Regions from separate parts of the Homo sapiens genome. Here region 1 is linked to region 2. Evidence: chromatin loops called from intact Hi-C (ENCODE). Cell type or tissue: CD4-positive, alpha-beta T cell. All regions are shown on one strand. Links, peaks and the distances in the headings refer to the core of each region. The heading gives the core; the rest is flanking DNA.

Region 1 (5,000 bases), core at 1-5,000, 1.1 Mb before region 2:
GGGTGACAGAGTAAGACCCTGTCTCAAAAAAAAAAAAAAAGAAAAAAGAAAAAGAAAAAGAAAAAGTTACAAAAAATATAAGAGAAAAGATCTGAGACACAGAAGACGATCCAAAAGGTAGAACATCCCACAGGAATCCCAGAAAAAAAGAAATGAAAAGGGGAAAAAAAAATTCATCCAAGAAATATTAACAGAACTAATGCACACAAATCGTCAAAATGCATACAAATCGTCAAAACAAAAAAAATTCAAGTATACAGAACAATAGCTGAAAAAGATCCAAATAGTCACCTTCCCATAAAATTTCCAGAAATCAAGGACAAAGAAATGATCCGAAAATCTTCCAGAAACAAAATAATCAAGTCATCTACAAATTCGCTTTCTCATTAGCAATACTAACATGCTGGAAGACAATGAAGCTACGCCTTCTGAGGCAAAAGTTTTTAATAGTCTTCTACACACGACCAAATATGAATCAATCAAATCCAACAGCAGAATGAAGAAATATTGAGATGGGCTGGGCACAGTGGCTCACACCTGTAATCCTAGCCCAATATTGAGATGGGCTGGGCATAGTGGTTCATGCCTGTAATCCTAGACAGAAGGATCTCTTGAGGCCAGGAGTCAAGACCAGCCTGGGCAACATAAGGAGACCCCATCTCTACAAAAAAAATTTTTTTAATTAGCCCAGCATGGTGGCACAAGCCCATATTCCCATCTACCCAGGAGGGTGGGTCAGGAGAATCGCTGGAGCCCAAGAGGTCGAGGCTGCAGTGAACTAAAATCATGCCACTGCACTCCAGCTTGGGTAACAGAGCAAGACCCTATCTCTTTTTTTCTTCTTTCCTTTTTTTTTTTTGTTTGAGACAGGTTCTCACTCTGCTGCCCAGGCTGGAGTGCAGTGGTGCAATCTAGGCTCACTGCAACCTCCACCTCCCAGATTCAAGCAATTCTTCTGCCTCAGCTTCCCAAGTAGCTGGAATTACAGACGTGCACCACCACGCCCAGCTAATTTTTTGTATTTTTAGTAGAAATGGGGTTTTGCTTTGTTGCCGAGGCTGGTCTCGAACTCCTGGCCTCAAGTGGTCTGCCCACCTCGGCCTCCCAAAGTGCTGAGATTACAGGCATGAGCCACCACGCCAGGCCAAGACCTTGTCTCTTAAAAAATAAAAATAAAGGCTGGGCGCGGTGGCTCACGCCTGTAATCCCAACACTTTGGGAGGCCAAGGTGGGCAGATCATGAGGTCAGGAGTTCGAGAACAGTCTGACCACCGTGGTGAAACCCCATCTCTACTAAAAATACAAAAACTAGCTGGGCATAGTGGTGGGCGCCTATAGTCCCTGCTACTCAGGAGGCTGAGGCAGAAGAATCGCTTGAACCCGGGAAGCAGAGGTTGCAGTGAGCCGAGATCGCGCCACTGCACTCCAGCCTGGCGACACAGCGAGGCTCCATCTCAAAAAAATAAATAAATAAAAAATAAATAAATAAAATAAAATAAATAAAAATAAATTCAGATGGCGCAGCTTTAAGATGGAAGATGGCTATCTACCCCAAAATCAACTATGATATGGACAGCAACATTAAGCCACTGAGACTTGAGGGCTGTTTGTATAAACTAATTAATATAAAGAGCCAATAACTTTTGTGTAATGTTGATAAATCTCGAAACACAGCATAAGCATCAGAGGAACTAAAAATAGAAATAGTTAAAAGGTTTCTGGAGAGTACATTTCATTATGAACTTTCTGTACACCTGGATTTGTTACCATCTGCAAGTATTCGTTTGATCTTTTTGATCATTTTTTTTAAAAAGGTAAAAACATGCATAAAGAGGCTCTGAAAAAGGTTTTTTATAAGTAACATTAAAAGGACTTTGCTTTGGCTGCTCAGACACCTTTTTGCTTTTTTTCAGGTTTCCCACCTCCACTGCTTAAGGTTTAACTTAACAACTGACCTTCGACTGTAAAATGAAGCAAAGTATCTGCACTCAAGTAGTGAAAACCTAAGAAGTACTATTCTGCGCAACTTCCACAAGAGGGCAGTAGAACCCTCTGAAGTAGTCCACAAAAGTAACAGACCTTGATTTTTCCTCTAATTTATTTTCATGCTAGCCTTCCTTAAAATCTTTTCCTAGAAAGCACTAACTAGCTGTGACCTGGCTAGGCCTCGTGGCTCATGCCTATCATCTCAGCACTTTGAGGGCCAAGGTGGGTGAATATCTTGAAGCCAGGAATTCAAGACCAGCCTGGACAAGATTGCAAGATCTTGTCTCTACAAAAAAATTAAATAAATTTTTTGGCTGGGAGCGGTGCCTCACGCCTGTAATCCCAGCACTTTAGGAGGCTGAGGCGGGTGGCTCATCTGAGGTCAGGAGTTTGAGAGCAGTGTGACCAATATGGTGAAACCTCGTCTCTACTAAAAATACAAAAATTAACTAGATGTGATGGCAGGCACCTGTAATCCCAGCTACTAGGGAGGCTGAGGCAGGAGAATTGCTCGAACCCAGGAGGCAGAGGTTGTGGTGAGCCGAGATCACACCACTGCACTCCAGGCTGGGGGACAGAGTGAGATACCATCTCAAAAATAAAATAAATTTTTTTAAAATAGCTGTGACCTTGTAACACAGAAACAGGTAGCATCTAGATATAATTAGAGAATGGGACTGGGCACGGTGGCTCACGACTGTAATCCCAACACTTTAGGAGGCCGAGGCGGGCAGATTGCTTGAGCCCAAGAGTTTAAGACCAGCCTGGGCAACATGGCAAAACCCCATCTCTACAAAAAGTACAAAAATTAGCTGGGTATGGTGGCATGCACCTATAGTCCCAGATACTCAGGAGGCTGAGGTGGGAGGATGCCTTGAGCCCGAGAGGCAGAGGTTGCAGTGAGCGAAGATGGCACAACTGCACTCCAGCCTGGGCAACAGAGAGAGACCCTGTCTTTAAAAAAAGAAAAAAAAAAGCAAAAAGGAGAAATCAAAGTACATGCCAGATAATATCACTAAATCCTCACAGTGACCCTGAGATAACCATACTATTACCATCTGCAATTTACCATTTCACAGATAAGCAACTGAAGCTTAGATGGCACTACAGCCAGACACTGTTCCCCCGCAAAAAAGAGAGAGAATGGGAAGCATCTTTCAACTAGATATCAGCTGTATTTACTTTAGTGTCTACCTTTAACACTTTTAGCACTATTAGAAATCAAAACAAGTTTCATTACATAGATGTGTGACGTGAGGCCAGGTGCAGTGGCTCACGCCTGTAATCCCAGCACTTTGGGAGGCCGAGGCAAGCGGATCACCTGAGCCCAGGAGTTTGAGAGCAGCCTAGCCAACATGGCAAAACACCCATCTCTACTAAAAATACAAAAATTAGCCAGGCATGGTAGCAGGCACCTATAATCCCAGCTACTCGGGAGGCTGAGGCAGGAGAATCGCTTGAGGTGGAGGTGGAGGTTGCAGTGAGCCGAGATCGTGCCACTGCACTCCAGCCTGGGTGACAGAGTGAGACTCTGTCTCAAAAAACAAAATAAAAAATAAACATAGATGTGTGATGTGAAAGTCAGGCCCATATTGGAACTATTAGTGCCATCCTTTTTTCCCTATTCCCTACTTCCATACCCATGGGCATCGATAATGGACTCACAACTTTCTCTAGCCTGCTGAGGCAGAAGCAAACTTCAGAACAAAGGCCCCCTCAAGACACTGACCATCAGACACCACCAATCAGCTCTAACTGGGCACAGGAGATGAAACCTGCCTACCGTCACAGAATGGAAAAATATTTGAGGGGAAAAGGCTGGGAGAAAGAATAAAGAAGGTTAGATGACCAATTCAGTTCACTGCTAAAGGACAGTTCACTGCTAAAGTTCACTGCTAAAGGGATTTTCTTAAAATGTCAGGAAACCAAAGGAAAAGCATCATATAAATTTCTTACCTTCGCTGTTCCAGTCTGAGAACCATAAAAAATCTTCACTCCAGACACAAAGATGTCTTTCTCTTGAAGGGAGACATAACCATTTGTCATCAAATCCTGAGCTGCTTTTGGAACAGATTTTTCCTGTAAGTTCTTGCCCTTGAAGACAAATAATTACACAAAATCCATCAAGTCTAAATCGTTTCCCAACTTCAGCAGGGATGAAAATTAGCACAGATACTGACACATTTTATTTTTCTCTTAATCTGACACACTGTATTTTTCTCTTAATCTTTCTGGTTGTATTCCTCAAATATTAGCCCCTTGGTATAATAAGGTCCTTTAATAGGCAGGACCCACATTTTTAAGGCTCATGATTTCCTTTCCCTCCAAGAAAAAACTTTACATACTTTTATCCTATAAGGTATTTTAGTAGAATAATAGTAGGAACTTATTTTCTGATCCTTAATTAATGGAAAGAGAGGACTACTGACCCTTAAAGGTATAAAACAAATTTGTTTTTCATATAAAAGGTTCACTTTTCATTACAAAAATCTTCCTGTATCTTAAAAATGAGACACACCTATCAAAGAAAAAGTAAAGAACTTAATCCAAGATAACTTAGTCTCCAAAAACTTAGAGAAGAAATTTATTTTAGGCATTTCATTAAAATGTCTAAAGACCAAACACAAAAGTAATTAAAGGTTCCTTTTAGTATTTAAATCCTCTATAAAATCTGATGCCTAAATACTCCATTAAAAAAAAAATAACTCCACTTACCTGCGTCTTGATGACAATCTGGACACAAATCCAAAGGCTAATGCTAACAGCAAAGCCCAAATAAATGTAAAACCTGTTTATCCATAATGATATTAAAGGTGAGAAGAGGTCCCATGTATCCGCAGAAGGATCTAAATTTAAAATGACACACACAATTTCATTTAAAGCTACATATACAAAGATATCCATCCCAATTTTAAGAAGAAAATAAAACCAACCTTACATTCAACAACCCAGCTAAGAAATCTAATTTAAAAATCAACTGTTGGCCGGGCACGATGGCTCATGCCTGTAATTCC
Region 2 (16,208 bases), core at 2,232-7,231:
GCCCTAGGTTCTATTCTAATTCTAAAAGTTTTATTATCTCAATGGGGTAGTAAATAGATGGTACTTTTTTTTTAAGATATGGGAGAGGTAGTAATCCGACATTTTGTAAAATAAGGCAACTTTTTTATGGACTTGATTTTCAAATGCAGTGGACCCTTGAACAACACGGGTTTAAGCTGTGTGTGCTCACTTATACGTGGATCTTTTTCAACCAAATGCAGACCGAAACCTGCATATATGGAGGCCCAAATTTTCACATTCAGGTTCTGCAGGGCCCACAGTGGGGACTTGAGTATGCCAGGATCTCAGTAAAAACAGGGGTCCTGAAACCAATCCCCTATGGTATATGTTCTATACATAGACCATAGGACAACCAGACTATTTTTACAGTTTTAAGAAACATAGATTTGTCAAGCCTATTAACCTTTCCAGATCATTTGTACTATTCTTACATAGAAACCCTTCTTAGAGGGGGTCTTATATATAGAAAATACCTACATAGAATATTCTGCATATTACAGCTGGACACGGTGGCTGATGCCTATAATCTCAGCACTTTCGGAGGCTGAGGCAGGCAGATCACCTGAGGTCAGGAGTTTAAGACCAGCCTGGCCAACATGGCAAGACCCTGTCTCTACTAAAAATACAAAAATTAGCCGGGCATGGTGGTGGGCACCTGTAATCCCAGCTCCTTGGGAGGCTGAGGTAGGAGAATCGCTTGAACCCGGGAGGTGGAGGTTGCAGTGAGCTGAGATCATGCCACTGCACTCCAGTCCGGGTGACAGAGCAGCGAGACTCCATCAAAAAAAAAAAAAAGAATATTCTGCATTAGTTTCTCTTGCACAACTTCAAAATTGTTTTAAATGAACACATCTTTATACTATGCTATAAAGTCAGCAATAAACTACATTAAAACAATTAATGTTTAAACATATAAACAAGTATGTACAAGAAACTTATACTTAAAGGCATTTATTATCAAACACTGGAAAAAAAAGAACATCTCCAATCAATGGTAACAGCTATAACTGAGGACAGGCTTTATTTCAGGAACATACATGTATCACTTTTCATCGTAACACTAATCTGGCAAAGTAGGTTTTTTTGTTTTTCTTTTTTTGAGACAGGGTCTCTCTCTACCACCCAGGCTGGAGTGCAGTGGCACCATCATGGCTCACTGCAGACCTCAGCCTCTCAGGCTCAAGTGATCCTCACACCTCAGCCTCCCAAGAAGCTGGAAATACAGGCATGCGCCACCATGCCCGGTTAACGTTTGTATTTTTTGTAAAGACACGGTTTTGCCCTGTTGCCCAGGCTGGTCTGAAACTCCTGAGCTCAAGAGGTCTGCCAGGTGTCAGCGTCCCAAACTGCTGGGATTACAGGTGTGAGCCACTGCACCAGGCCCTAAGTAGGTGTTAAAAGCCCTATTTAACATAAGAAACTGAGGCACCATGAAGATAAGGCCACAAGCCTAAGAACTGGGAGAGGTGGAAGCCCACCCAGATCCCTTAGATTTGAGCTCAGTGTACCAAACCAAGGGGGCAGGGACTGCTAACTGAATGTTAGCTGGCAGGCTGGTGCAGGTTTGCAGCAGAGTTTTCACCGATTTATGGGAAAATGGGAAAAAGTAAGGACACGAAAGTAAACTTTTTTTTTTTTTTTTTAAAGACAGAGTCTCGTTCTGTCACACAGGCTGGAGTGCAATGGCGCGATCTTGGCTTACTGCAACCTCTGCATCCCAGGTTCAAGTGATTCTCCTGCCTCAGCCTCCCGAGTAGCTGGGATTACAGGTGCATGCTACCACGCCCAGCTTGTTTTGTATTTTTAGTAGAGACGGGGTTTCAGCATGTTGGCCAGGCTGGTCTGAAAGTAAACTTTTCCATATAGCTAAATGATTCCATTTAAAAATATTTTATTCTGAGAGATTCTGTTCTTTCAAATTGTTTGAATGGAAATATCCTTTTGTTAAATGAAATGATGGTGACAGGAGATAGTGGTGTGTTATTGTTTTTACTGGCTGTACATGGTAGAATTGAAAAATCAGCATTTCTATTGTAGCCTACTAATTTCGGTGAAATATTTCTTTAGAAATATAAAATCTGGAACTTTCCATCATTATGCCTCCCCAAAATAATAGAGGACTTTACACACAGATAACACCTGCCTCTCAAGATTCTCTCATTAATCTCTACCTTACCGTGTTTGGATTAAGACACAGGGCTTGCGAAATGAGAATAAAGTGAGTTTGAGCAATCCAAAACCACGTGCTGACTCTGGATCCTGGAAGATGATTTTCTTCAGAATCTTTGTCTGTTAACTTTCCTCTGGGCTCAAACTTTCTTTTCCTAAAAGAGTCACATATTTGAGTACTACTGCTACATGGCAATCACCACTCAAAAAAAACTAACTTGAGGTGTCCAATAATCAGCTTTCATTTAAAGTCTGTTTCAGGCTAGGCGCGGTGGCTCACGTCTGTAATCCCAGCACTTTGGGAGGCCGAGGAGGGCGGATCACGAGGTCAGGAGATCGAGACCATCCTGGCTAACATGGTGAAACCCCGTCTCTACCAAAAATACAAAAAATTAGCAGGGCGTTGTGGCGGGCGCCTGTAGTCCCAGCTACTCAGGAGGCTGAGGCAGGAGAATGGAGTGAACCCGGGAGGTGGAGGTTGCAGTGAGTCGAGATCGCACCACTGCACTCCAGCCTGTGTGACAGAGCAAGACTCCGTCTCAGAAAAAAAAAGAAAAGTGTCTTTCAGCTTGACAAAATAAAAACTTTCAATGATGTTTTGTCTACACACTTCCAAAAGAAAATGAGTCTATATATGTACATATATGTGATTATATATGTATATATACATATGTGATTTTGATCAGCCTGCATATAAACTACCTGCAAAACAAGTTGATTTGTAAATTCATTTATTAAATGGGTAGTTTATAAGCTACTTGATTTTTGCAAGTAGTTTATAAACAGGCTGATCAAATTGAACAAATTTCTTAATTTCACTGTATACATGGCAAATAAGTTATCTACTCTTCTTATTAGCAAATCTTATTTTTACCTACCCTCCTTTGGCAAGCATCTAAGTTAAACTATTTTATGTCCACAGCTACACAATGAAACATCACTTTCAGTCACAACATATTAAATTCACATTTAAAACTATAAAGAGATCCAGTTACCTTTAGTCTTACATGTACTTATACATACTTTTAATATACTACTTGATGTTTTATGCACAAACATGCAGCTCTTGCAGGATATAACTATGAGAATATTTAGAGTGTATGCTAAATACACTTTTTTAAAGACAAGTCAATTTTTAAAAATTATTTATTTATATTTTATTTATTTATTTGAGATGGAGTCTCATTCTGTTGCCCAGGCTGGGGTGCAATGGTGTGGTCTTGGCTCACTGCAACCTCTGCCTCCCAGGTTCAAGCAATTCTCCTGCCTCAGCCTCCCGAGTAGCTGGGACTATAGGCACATGCCACCACACCCAGCTAATTTTTGTATTTTTGGTAGAGACGGGGTTTCACCATGTTGGCCAGGCTGGTCTTGAACTCCTGACCTCATGATCCACCCGCCTCGGCCTCCCAAAGTGCTGGGATTACAGGCGTGAGCCACTGTGCCCGGCCAAGAAAAGTCAATTTTAAGCACTTAAGCAGGCCAGGCGCGGTGGCTCATGCTTGATTCCCAGCACTTTGGAAGGCAGAGGTGGGTGGATTACCTGAGGTCAGGAGTTCGAGACCAGCCTGACCAATATGCTGGTCTCGAATATGCTAATAGGCAACAACGTTTAAAAGTCATTCCAATGCCTAAAACACCACCATATACATAACATACTTGTCCTTTACTCCAATGAAGCTTAAACTAGACCCAAACTCAGACCATTTCCTTCTCCTGGCACACTGAAACATACGAGAGGGAATCCAAGAAATCAGATATGTTAAGTGCGGGTATCTTCTTCCACAGTAGGGTCAAATTCGTGTTTGCCAGCAAATGTCACCGTCCCAGTTAAGTCTGCAAATTCTCACTAGCGCTGGAGTACAAAGAGGCCTGACCACGGAAACACCTGTCCTAGCACCAGGAAGACAGTGGGAAAGGCAACCCCCCTGTCTCCGCGCCGGCCCCAAAGCCTCGGCTGCAGCGATCGGGGGGACAAGAGGTTGCCGCTGGTCTCAAGGGTGCGGTGGACAAGGTCCCACACCCCCGGCCCGCCTCCCGAGAACCAGGAAACCTGTCAAGCCAGCCTGGACCCACCCTCCGCAGCCCCCTCGCGCTCCTGCACAGCCGGGCCCCAGCCCGCCCGACCGCTCCGCGTCCGCCCCGGCCTCCCGGCTGCACTCTGCCACCTCATCCCTCCCCGGCTGCCTCGCGGCCCCGCCACCTCCGCCCCGCGGCCTGGGCTCAGGCCGCCCCCCGGGCAGGAGCGCCCCGCCGCCGCCCCCCGCCTGGCCCCGACCCGACCCCGTCAGTTCCCCAGCGGCCCGGTCCCCGCCGCCCCCAGGCCTGAGCTCCCGCCGCGCGCTCCCCACCCCGAGACTCCACCCTCGCCCCGCTCGGCCGCTCCTGGCCCACTCCCCCAAGCCGGCTACCTGGAGGCAAGGGCGGCGGAGCACTTCACCCAGGGCCCCAGGTCGCAGAGGGCCCGGTGCTCGGGGTCCCGCTCCTTCTCCCGCTCCACGTGGTAGGCGTAGATGGAGAGCAGGATTCCGGCAGCGCACACTGCATACCGGGCCACCCGCTCCCACCGCGGCACCGACACTCTTAGCAGGACGGGAGCCGCCATCTTCCCGCCGCCGCCGCCGCCGCCTCCCTCCGCCTCCACCTCAGCCGCCGCCGCCCGTCGGGGCCCGACCCAGCCGCCACCGCCGCCACCGCCGCCTCCGCCGCCGCCGCCACCACCGCCGCCGCCGCCGCCGCGCCCCATTGGCTCGGTGGCCTGCTCCGGGCCCCGCCCCCACAGGCGCGCGGCCCAACCGCCCCAAAAGGAGTGAGGCGGACGGGGCGGGGAAGGCGCGCGCGGGCGCGGAGGGAGGGGGTGGAGTGCGCAACGGCCGAAGAGGCCGGATCGGCGGGCGGAGACTGAGGCGGCGTGGCGCTGCGCCGCGCGGCCGGTCGCGCGCGAGGGGTGGAGCCCGGGGGAGAAAGGGGTGGGGCAGGGGTGGGGATGGGCGGGGCAGGGGTGGGGAGGGGCGGAGCCAGAGAGGGGCGGGGCCGAGCGGGCCAGTGCGGGAGGGACTTAAAGGAGCGGTCTAACTAGCACATTGCAAGGATGCCACTGTGGGTGACTGGGCGAACCCTCGGCCCCTCCCTCTGGGGATGGCAATCAATTGCCATCCTTTTTCCCTTTTTCGTTGTATATTTCTGACCCAATCCAAATCAACCCTGGCCAATGCTTGGAGCTCCAGAGACCCACACCTATGACCTGATCTTCCCACCACCACCTTCGGTTAGACCTGTGCAAAACTTTTTTTTTAATGTGCAAAACTATGTTTTAAATTTAAAAACTATTTTTAAAAAATGATTTATGGACCGGGTACAGTGGCTTACACCCGTAATCCCAACACTTTGGGAGGCCGAGGCAGGTGGATCACTTGAGGTCAGGAGTTCGAGACCAGCCTGGCCTACATGGCGTAACCGCGTCTCTACTAAAAATACAAAAAACAAACAAAAACAAATTAGCCCGGTGTCGTGGTGGGCGCCTGTAATCCCAGCTACTCGGGAGACTGAGGCATGAGAATTGCCGGAACCCGGGAGGTGGAGGTTGCAGTGAGCCAAGATCGTGCCACTGCACTCCAGCCTGGGCGATAGAGTAAGAGTCTCAAAAAAAAAAAGAGAGATTTACGAATGCCTTGCTTTTCCGTAAGCTGAATTTGAAGTTGCTTACCATAACTCATATAATATAGAAAAATAAAGATGAGCTAATACAATCAGGACGAAGAAAAAGAAAAGTCAGAATAAAATGAAAGGCCAGGAATAAGAACACAGATAAGCAGGCCATAGGGGCTTACATAGTTATTAAAATTGCATCATAAATTTGGCTCTGAGCTTCCTGGTGGCCAAAACTAAAAGGAAAACAGATGTATGTGCTTTTTCTCACTGTCTTTAAGAAGAAACACAGGGTTCTTGGAGATTTTCAGTGTTTCCCTGGTTGCAGCTTTCAATTTTTCAGGGGCTTTATATAGTGATTTTGAATAATAAGCAATATCCTTGTATTCGTTATCTATTGTTGGGTAAAAATCACCCCAAATTTAGCAGTTAATAAACAATAAACTTTTTTTTCCCTCACAGTTTCCACGGGCTAGGAATCTGGGTGAGGTTAGCTGTGTCCTCTGGCTCAGGCTCTCATGAGGATACAATCAAGCTGTCAGCCAGGGCTGCAGCTCTCTCAAGGCTTCAGAATCCTCTTTCAAACTCACTTCCACTGCTGCTGGCAGGCCTGAGGTCCTCTCTGGCTGTTGGCTGGAGACATCATTTCCTGTCCACTTGCACCTCTTGGTAAGAAGCGGCAGGCTTACCCCAGGGAGAGGGAGGAGAAAGAGGAAGAGACAGAAAAAGAAAATGAGAGTGAGATCACAGTCCTTTTTTGAAACCTAATCCCAGAAGTGACATCCCATCACTTTTACGAAGTCTATTGCTACTTAGAAAATAGTCTCTAGGTCCAGCCAGTCATGGTGGCTCACACCTGTAATCCCAGAATTTTGGGAGGCCGAGGTGGGTAGAGCACCTGAGGTCAGGAGTTCGAGACCAGCTGACCAACATGGTGAAACCCCGTCTCTACTAAAAATACAAAAATTAGCCGGATGCGGTGGCACATGCCTGTAAACCCAGCTACTTGGGAAGCTGAGGCATGAGAATCACTTGAACCTGGGAGGTGGAGGTTGCAGTGAGCCAAGCTCACACCATTGCACTCCAGCCTGGCTTACAAGGAAAAACTCCATCTCAAAAAAAGAAGAAAAAAAAGAAAGAAAGAAAGAAAAAGAAAATAGTCCCTAGGTCCAGCCCATGCTCAGAGGGAGAGGATTACACAGGACATGAATATGAGGAAGCTATCTACCACAGTCCTCAAAAACATCCTTGCTCTGCCCAGGTGGGGTGGCTCACAACACTTTGAGAGGCTGAGGCAGGAGGATTGCTTGAGGCCAGCAGTTCAAGACCAGCCTGAGCAACATAGGGAGCCCTGGTCTCTGCAAAAATATATACAAAATTAGCAAGGTGTGGTGCATGCCTGTTGTTCCAGCTACTTGGGAGGACTGACTGAGCCCAGAGGGCTTGGGGCAGGGGTGTGGATTGAGGCTGCAATGAGCCAACGTTGCCCCACTGCACTCCAGCCTGGATGACAGAATGACACACTGATTAAGAAACAAAAACAAAAAACAAAAACCTCACTCTACATCCCTAATGATTTTAATAAATCTAAGTAGACTCCTGCAACTTCCCTTCTTATAGATTCCTTTACTCAGTTGATGAGATCTCTTGATCATCTGGCTTCTTTCATCAATAGGTCTGGGAGGTTTACCCATGCTATTGTGAATAGTGATTGTTATTTTTCATTACTGTATAATAGTCCATTATATTAGATATCCACAATTTTACGTGTCCATTCTACTACGGATGGACATCTGGCCCATTTTTAGCTATCATGAATTAAATTGCTAACAACATTCTATAAATGACCTTTGATGCCTCATAAGCCCTCACTTATTTTTATTTTTATTTTTAAATTTGAGACAGAGTTTTGCTCTTGTTGCCCAGGCTGGAGGGCAATGATGCAATCTCGACTCACTGCAACCTCCACCTCCCATGTTCAAGTGATTCTCCTGCCTCAGCCTCCCAAGTAGCTGGGATTACAGGCATGCACCACCACGCCTGGCTTTTTTTTTTTTTTTTTTCTGTACTTAGTAGAGATGGGGTTTCACCATATTGGTCAGGCTGGTCTCGAACTCCTGACCTCAGGTGATCCACCCGCTTTGGCCTTGGGATTACAGGTGTGAGCCACCATGTCTGGCCCCCATATATATATTTTGAATGAATGAATGAATGAATGGACACTCAAAAAATGTTAGCTACTAGTATTTTTGCAGAAACAATAGGCCCACAGCAAATATCTTTTCCCAAATAAAAAGGAAGTCCTCACCACAGAGGTTAATTATTTCACCACTACAGAAAAAAAAAAACAAAAGCTTTTAAAAGAGTGTTTTGAGGCAGAGCACAGTGGCTCACGCTTGTAATCCCAATGCTTTGGGAGGCCAATGTGGGAGAATCGCTTGAGGCCAGGAGTTATCAACCAGCCTGGGCAACATAGCAAGACCCCATCTCTACAAAAAATAAAAATACAACATTAGCCAGGCGTGGTGGCACACACTGTAGCCCTAACTATTCAGGAGGCCAAGGCAGAAGGATTACTTGAGCCCAGGAGTTCAAGGCTACAGTGAGCTATGATCATGCCACTGCACTCCAGCCTGGGTGACAGAGAAAGACCCTGTCTCTAAAAAAAAAAAAAAAAAAAAAAAAAAAGAATGAAATCGTGTTTTGCCCTCTGTTATCTGAAGTCCTTCTGCTTTCCTGAGGATGTCAGCATCCATGTGGATGAGCATGCAATTCGCCTGACTCATCATCCCACGTCTTTCTCAGCTCTGATGACCTTTGCATCCACTCCCCAAAGCCGCCACAGGAATGGCTCTTATGATCCTTTTGGATGGCTAGATTTCTGAAATCTTAAACTCTGACATACTTTTCTACTTGCCCTCTGTGGCAAATTCTATATTCCAAGGTGGCTGCAACAAGTTCTGCCATCCCGTGTGCTTTTTTTACAATTTTTATTTATTTAGTTTTATTTTTATAAATTTTTTTTTTAGCTCTGTCACGCAGGCTGGAGTGCAGTGGTGTGATCTTGACTCACTGCAACCTCCATCAGCCAGGTTGAAGAGATTCTCCTGCCTCAGCCTTTGAGTAGCTGAGACTACAGGTGCCTGCCACCATGCCTGGCTAATTTTTGTATTTTTAGTAAAGACAGGTTTTCATCATGTTGGCCAGGCTGGTCTTGATCTCCTGACCTCAAGTGATCTGCCCGCCTCGGCCTCCCAAAGTGCTGGGATTACAGGTGTGAGCCACCACACTTGACAACTTACTCTTGAAGTAAAAGAAATACATTCAAAACCAAGGGAGAACATTGACTGATTGATACTCTGTATGAGACTTCACAACTGGACCAGGGGCAAATATTGTGGAGTGCTATATGCATATATTGTGGAGTGCTGAGGTCTGGGCTTTGTGTGTAGCCATGATTCAAATAGTGAACATTGTACTCAATAGGAAATTTTCACCCCTCACCCTCCTCCCATCCTCCCATCTTTTGGAGTCTCCAATATCTGTTGCTCCTCATGTGTACCTATTGTTTAACTCCCATGTATGAGAACATTCAGTATTTGACTTTGTTTCTGAATTATTTCACTGAGGAGAATGGCCTCCAGTTCTATCCACAGTGATGCAAAAGACACGATTTCATTCTTTATGTGGCTAGGTCATGTTCCGTGGTGTACATGTACCATATTTTCTTTATCCAATCATCTGTTGATGGACACTTAGGTTGATTCCATATCTTTGCTACTATGAATAGTGCTGTGATAAACATATGAGTACAGGTACTTTTTGATATATTGATTTCTTTCCCTTTGGGTAGATATCTAGTAGTGAGATTGCTGGTTGGATTGCAGTTCTATTTTTAGTTTTTTGAGAAATCTCCCTACTGTTTTCTGTAATGGTTGTACTAATTTACATTCCCACCAACGGTGTATAAGCGTTCCTTTTTTCTCTGAATCCTCACCAACATCTTTTTTTTTCTGACTTTCAATTTTTTATTTGTATAGAGATGGGGGTCTCATTATGTTGCCGAGGCTGGTCTCGAACTCCTGACCTCCAGTTATCTGCCCACCTCAGCCTCTCAAAGTGCAAGGTTACAGGTGCGAGCCATCTCACCTGACTGTTTTCTGACTTTTTACTAATAGCATGTGCTAGGTGTGGTGGCTGACACCTGTAATCCCAGCACTTTGGGAGGCCTAGGCAGGTGAATCACCTGAGGTCAGGAGTTTGAGACCAGCCTGGCCAACATGGGGAAACCCTATCTCTACTAAAAGTGCAAAAATTAGCTGGGCATGGTGGCATGTGCCTGTAATGCCAGCTACTCGGGAGGCTGAGGCAGGAGAATCACTTGAATCTGGGAGGTGGAAGTTGCAGTGAGTCGAGATTGCACAACTGGACTCCAGCCTGGGTGACAGAGCAAGACATAATAATAATAATAGCATGTGCTCTTCTTCAACATAACTTTAACATTGCTCCCATGGTGAGGTCAGGTCTGTGCTCCTCCCCCTTGAATTCAAGAAGGTCTGTGACTGGCAGAAGTGATTCAAGGTAGCTCATAAAAGGGGACACCTTTTCTCCATGGTCTTCCTGGGATGCTTGCTCTTTGAACCCAGCCACCATGCTGTGAGGAAGCCCAGATCACAGGGAGAGGCCACATTTTGATGTTCCAATCAACAGTCCCAGCACAGGTTTCAGATGACAGCCAACATCAGTTGCCAGACATGGGACTGAAGAAGGCTTTGTGAAGACTCCAGCCCCAGCCACTGCAACAGCATGAGACACCCCGAGTGAAAATCACCTACCTGAACCCAGTCAACTCCCAGAACCATGAAAAAAAAAAGATGATTTTAAGCACCCAAAGTTTTGGGGTTATATATTATGCAATAAGAGTAACTTAAATATCCTCATTCCCTTCTAGCTTTTCGAATCTCTTACTCACCAAACCTAGTCTCTCTCTGAAGACCTGCTCTGCCTTAATCAATATTTTCCCCATAGACCCAGCGAGAGGTAGGTTGGGTTATCTTCCTACTCTTCATGGCTGCTCAGAGACCATTTCTTCTTCTTCTTCTTCTCCTACTCCTTCTCCTTCTCCTTCTTCTTTCTTTTTTTAGTGATGGAGTCTCCCTCTGTCACCAGGCTGGAGCGCAGTGGCACAATCTCAGCTCACTGCAACCTCTGCTTCCTGGGTTCAAGTGATTCTCCTGCCTCAACCTCCTGAGTAGCTGGGACTACAGGCACATGCCACCACGCCCAGCTAATTTTTGTATTTTTATTAGAGATGGGGTTTCATGATGTTGGCCAGGATGGTCTTCATCTGTTGACCATGATCTGCCCACCTCGGCCTCCGAAAGTGCTGGGATTACAGGCATGAGCCACCACACCCAGCTCTTCTTCTATTTTTTCTTCCTCCTCTTCTTCCCCCTCCTCCTCTTCCTCCTCGACAGGGTCTCACCTCCCCAGGCTCAAGCAATTCTCCCACCTCAGCCTCCCGAGTAGCTGTGACCGCATGTGCATGCCACCGTACCCAATTGATTTCTTTTTATTTTTTGTAGAGATGGGGGTCTCACTATGTCACTCAGGCCAGCCTCAACCTTTTGGGCTCAAGTGATGCTCCTGCCTCAGCCTCCCACAGTGTTGGGATTACAAGTATGAAGCACTGAGCCCAGACTAATTTTTCATCTTCTTTAGTTAACCTAACTGTCTCTGTGTTCTCCAGCATTCTATTCCCTTGAATACTCAATCTCCTGTGTGGCTGCTGCAGGTCCTGGAATCTTTTTAGGATTTCCTCTCTAAAGGCCATTCAAAAAGTGGTGAGTTAATTTGCCCACAGTCCACAGTCCACATTGCAGCCATCAGCAAAGCCAAATGCCAGCCGTGCCTGGATCTCCCTGCATGCCACATTCATCCTTATCTTGCACACATTTCCTTCACTATGCGAGGACAAGAACACTTTTGAGCTAATGAACGTGCATGTTCTCTGTTCAAAGTAAAACACATAATAAATAACCCCCACCAAGATGCTCACTTCCTGGTGGGTCTGTGTGTTAAAAGCAGTTGTCTTCAAATCTAACTCCTATGAATGTTTATACTTCTGTTTATTCTAAAACTCCCTAATTAGAGACTTCCCAGTATCTTGCAATTCCTCAACAAGTCATACGGAGCCCAGGAATAATTTTTTTTTTGAGACGGAGTCCCACTCTATCACCAGGCTAGAGTGCAGTGGCACCATCTCAGCTCACTGCAACCTCTACCTCCCAGGTTCAAGTGCCCTTCTTAGCCCCTCGAGTAGCTGGGATTACAGGCATGTGCCACCACACTGAGCTAATTTTTGTACTTTTAGTAGAGACAGGATTTCACCATGTTGGCCAGGATGGTCTCGATCTCTTGACCTCGTGATCCTCCCACCTCAGCCTCCCAAAATGCTGGGATTATAGGCGTGAGCCACGGTGGCAGGCCAGGAATAAATTATTCAAAAATAATTAACAAAAGGCTTTACCTTGTTTCATCATTTAGTTGATGAACTTTTCCAGTTTAATTAGTCTCACCAATATAGAAAACATTTTTAGAAGAGGCCTCTTTGGGTTAAGAACAAGTGTCTTTCTTTCTAGCTGCTCTAGAGAAGAAGAAGAAGAAGAGAAAACAACAAGGCCCATTTTAGGAACCTTTTAACCATGAGTAGAACACAACACAAGGAAAACTTTCTCTTTTATATAAGAAATATATTTTGGCCGGGTGTGGTGGCTCACGCCAGTAATCCCAGCACTTTGGGAGGCCAAAGCAGGCAGATCACCTGAGGCCATGAGTTTGAGACCAGCTTGGCCAACAAGATGAAACACTGTCTCTACTAAAAATACAAAAATTAGCCGGGTGTAGTGGTGGGCACCCATAATTGCAGCTACTCGGGAGGCTGAGGCAGGAGAATCACTTGAACCAGGAGGTGGAGGTTACAGTAAGCGGAGTTTGTGCCATTGCACTCCAGCCTGGGTGACAGAGAGAGACTCTATCTCAAAAAAAAAACAAAAAAAAAAGAAGGAAGGAAGGAAGGAATTTCACAAAAGCGCATTTAATGCAGGCAACTTTTAAGCATCAGAGAAATTTGTCTGGATTAAGTCCAGAGACGCAGTGTTGCGTTGCTTACAAGAATGGTTTGGAATCCCAGCTCTACCGCGTTAATAACTGCCTGTGCCTAGCAAGGTACTTAACTCCCCTTTGCCTCAGTATCTTCTCCATAAAATGGGGATGGCAGTAGTACAGTGGTCCATGCCTCTGAGGGTTTGAGGAGAATCAGTTACATGGTGACAGGCACATAGTTAATGTTCAATAAATGCTATAGCTATTATCTTCATTCTTGTCTCTATGGGTGAAAGAAAAATGCAACATTGGATCAGATTAAATTCTTCTGGAAGCAATGGCTTAAAATAAACTGCTATTCAAAAACTAAAATTATCATACTGGGCTAAAGCTATCCAAAATGTAAGTGATCTATCTTCCAGTAATTCCACAAAATAGATAAATGTGTACACAGTTACTTAGAAGAACATTTAACAACTGCATTTAAATGTAGATTCTTGGCTGGGCATGGTGGCTCACACCTCGAATCCCAGAAATTTGGGAGGCCAAGTTGGGTGGATCACCTGAGGTTAGGAGTTTGAGACCAGCCTGGCCAACATTGTGAAACCCTGTCTCTACTAAAAATACAAAAATTAGTTGGGCATGTTGGCGGGCATCTGTAATCCCAGCCACTCAGGAGGCTAAGGCCAGAGAATCATTTGAACCCAGGAGGTGGAGGTTGCAGTGAGCTGAGATCGCACAACTGCACCTCAGCCTGGGTGACAGAGACTCCATTTTAAAAAGAGCAAATAAGTAAATAAATGTAAATTCTTGGGCTTTGTTTCATTCATGATTCCCACCAGCAGAGCGACCTAAGAATGTAAATATATATATATATTTTTTGAAATTATTATATTGCTTTATTTGATATTTTCCATTTCTTCTCTTATTAAATACATTTACTTTCATGGCATATTATACTATGTAACTTCTTAGTTCTATTTTTTTATTACAGTTTAAGTTTTAGGGTACATGTGCACAACGTGCAGATTTGTTACATATGTATACATGTGCCATGTTGGTGTGCTGCACCCATTAACTCGTCATTTAACATTAGGTATATCTCCTAATGCTATCCCTCCCCCCTCCCCCCACCCCACAACAGGCCCCGGTGTGTGATGCTCCCCTTCCTGTGTCCATGTGTTCTCATTGTTCAGTGCCCACCTATGAGTGAGAACATTCGGTGTTTGGTTTTTTATTAAGCCCTCTAGTGACCTTTATGATCAGGCAAACTCAGGTAATAACATTGAACGGTTGGTGAGTGCATATTTTCCAGGTTAAAATGATATTGGGTATAGAGCAGCAGTTCTCAAATTTGAAGTGCTTAAGAATCACCAGGAAAATTGTTAAAAATTACATGTCCAGAGGTTTAGATATCCAGAGATTTAGATTCAGAGCTCTGGGAGACACTAAAAAATCTGCGTTTTTTAAACCAGTTTCTTCTCTCCAGGGTGAATAATTCAGACGCACTTGTCTTCATTCTGTGCTGCTATAACAGGTAATTTATAATGAACAGAAATTTATTTGACTCAGGGTTCTGGAGGTTGGGAAGTCTGAGTAGAGGGGCTACATCTGGTGAGGGCCTTCTTGCTATATCAGACAATGGCAGAAAGTATCACATGGTGAGAGAGAGCAGGAAGGGGGCAGAACTCATCCTTCATAAGAAACTCACTCGCATCATAATGAACCCCACTCCCACAATAACGACATTAATCCATTCCTGAAGGCAAAGTCTTCCTGACCTAATTATCTCTTAAAGGTTGCACCGCTCAACATTGTTGCATTGGGGATTAAGTTTCCAACACATTAACTTTGGAGGATACATTCAAACCATAGCATTCTGCCCCAACCACCCAAATTCATGTTCTTCTCACCTGCAAAATACATTCATTCCATCCCAATAGCTCCAAAAGTCTTAATTTGTTTCAGGACCAACTCAAAAGTTTAAAGTTCAGAGTCTCATCTAAATCAGATATGGGTGAGACCCACGGCACAATTCATTCTGAGGCAACAGCTGTGAGCCTGTGAAATTAAAAAAAAAAAAAAGGTGCCTCCAAAATATAATGGTAGGACAGATATAAGGCAGATATTTTCTTTCTTTGTTTTTGTTTTTGAGATGGCGTCTCACTCTGTCGCCCAGGCTGGTGTGCAGTGGCACGATCTCGGCTCACTGCAAGCTCGGCCTCCCGGGTTCACGCCATTCTCCTGCCTCAGCCTCCAGAGTAGCTGGGACTACAGGTTCCCATCACCACACCCAGCTAATTTTTTGTATTTTTAGTAGAGACGGGGTTTCACCATGTTAGCCAGGATGGTTTCAATATCCTGACCTCGTGATCCACCCGCCTCGGCCTCCCAAAGTGCTGGGATTACAGGCATGAGCCACCACGCCTGGCCACTTTTTTTTTTTTTTTGAGACGGAGTTTCGCTCGTTGCCCAGGCTGTAGTGCAATGGCACAATTTCGGCTCACTGCAACCTCCACCTCCTGATTTCAAGCGATTCTCCTGCCTTGGCCTCCTGAGTAGCTGGGATTACAGGGGCCCGCCATCACACCCAGCTAAGTTTTTTTTTTTTTCTTTTGAGATGGAGTCTTGCTCTGTCGCCCAGGCTGGAGTGCAGTGGCTATATCTCAGCTCACTGCAAGCTCCGCCTCCTGGGTTCAGGCCATTCTCCTGCCTCAGCCTCCTGAGTAGCTGGGACTACAGGTGCCCGCCACCATGCCCGTCTAATTTTTTGTACTTTTTTTAGGAGAGATGGGGTTTCACCATGTTAGCCAGGATGGTCTCGATCTCCTGACCTCGTGATCCGCCCTCCTCGGCCTCCCAAAGTGCTGGGATTACAGGCATGAGCTCCACCTCTGTGACAAACTTCTGCCTGGGGCGCCCAGCTGTTCAACACATGTTTTGAAATCTAGGTGGAGGGCTGGGCGCCATGGCTCATGCTTGTAATCCCAGCACTTTGGGAGGCCGAGGCGGGTGGATCACGAGGTCAGAAGATCGAGACCATCTTGGCTAACACAGTGAAACCCCGTCTCTACTAAAAATACAAAAAATTAGACGGGCGTGGTGGCGGGCACCTGTAGTCCCAGCTACTTGGGAGGCTGAGGCAGAAGAATGGCGTGAACCCGGGAGGTGGAGCTTGCAGTGTGAGCTGAGATCACGCCACTGCACTCCAGCCTGGGCAACAGAGCAAGACTCTATCTCAAAAAAAAAAAAAAAAAAAAAAGAAA

What was found. A loop is a pair of places that touch in the nucleus more often than their neighbours do. Peaks named below come from ENCODE experiments on the same cell type or tissue, not always from the same donor. Only the 100,000 strongest peaks of a DNase experiment are listed, where the experiment ranks them.
Region 1: it touches region 2 in a loop (5-fold over the local background); 4 of 110 quality-filtered maps call a loop at or near these places.

The regions. Positions count from the first base shown.
Region 1 is chr7:66,997,897-67,002,896 of GRCh38, reverse strand. TYW1 (tRNA-yW synthesizing protein 1 homolog) reads right to left here. Exons shown (of 16, transcript NM_018264.4): 2 at 4,702-4,832; 3 at 3,943-4,080. Among named protein-coding and RNA genes, the nearest start is that of TYW1, 3.6 kb to the right of the region's middle. In CD4-positive, alpha-beta T cell, for the core only: CTCF peaks have their summits at 1,869 and 2,098; a DNase peak (open chromatin) is centred at 2,098.
Region 2 is chr7:65,861,959-65,878,166 of GRCh38, reverse strand. VKORC1L1 (vitamin K epoxide reductase complex subunit 1L1) reads right to left here and starts at 5,093. Exons shown (of 3, transcript NM_173517.6): 1 at 4,602-5,093. The coding sequence starts at 4,795. RefSeq lists enhancers at 3,592-4,143, 4,695-5,246 and silencers at 4,312-4,381, 4,929-5,108, 4,822-5,321, 5,342-5,401. In CD4-positive, alpha-beta T cell, for the core only: no CTCF peak of the experiment used is centred there; DNase peaks (open chromatin) are centred at 4,266 and 5,026; H3K4me3 peaks cover 1,030 bases.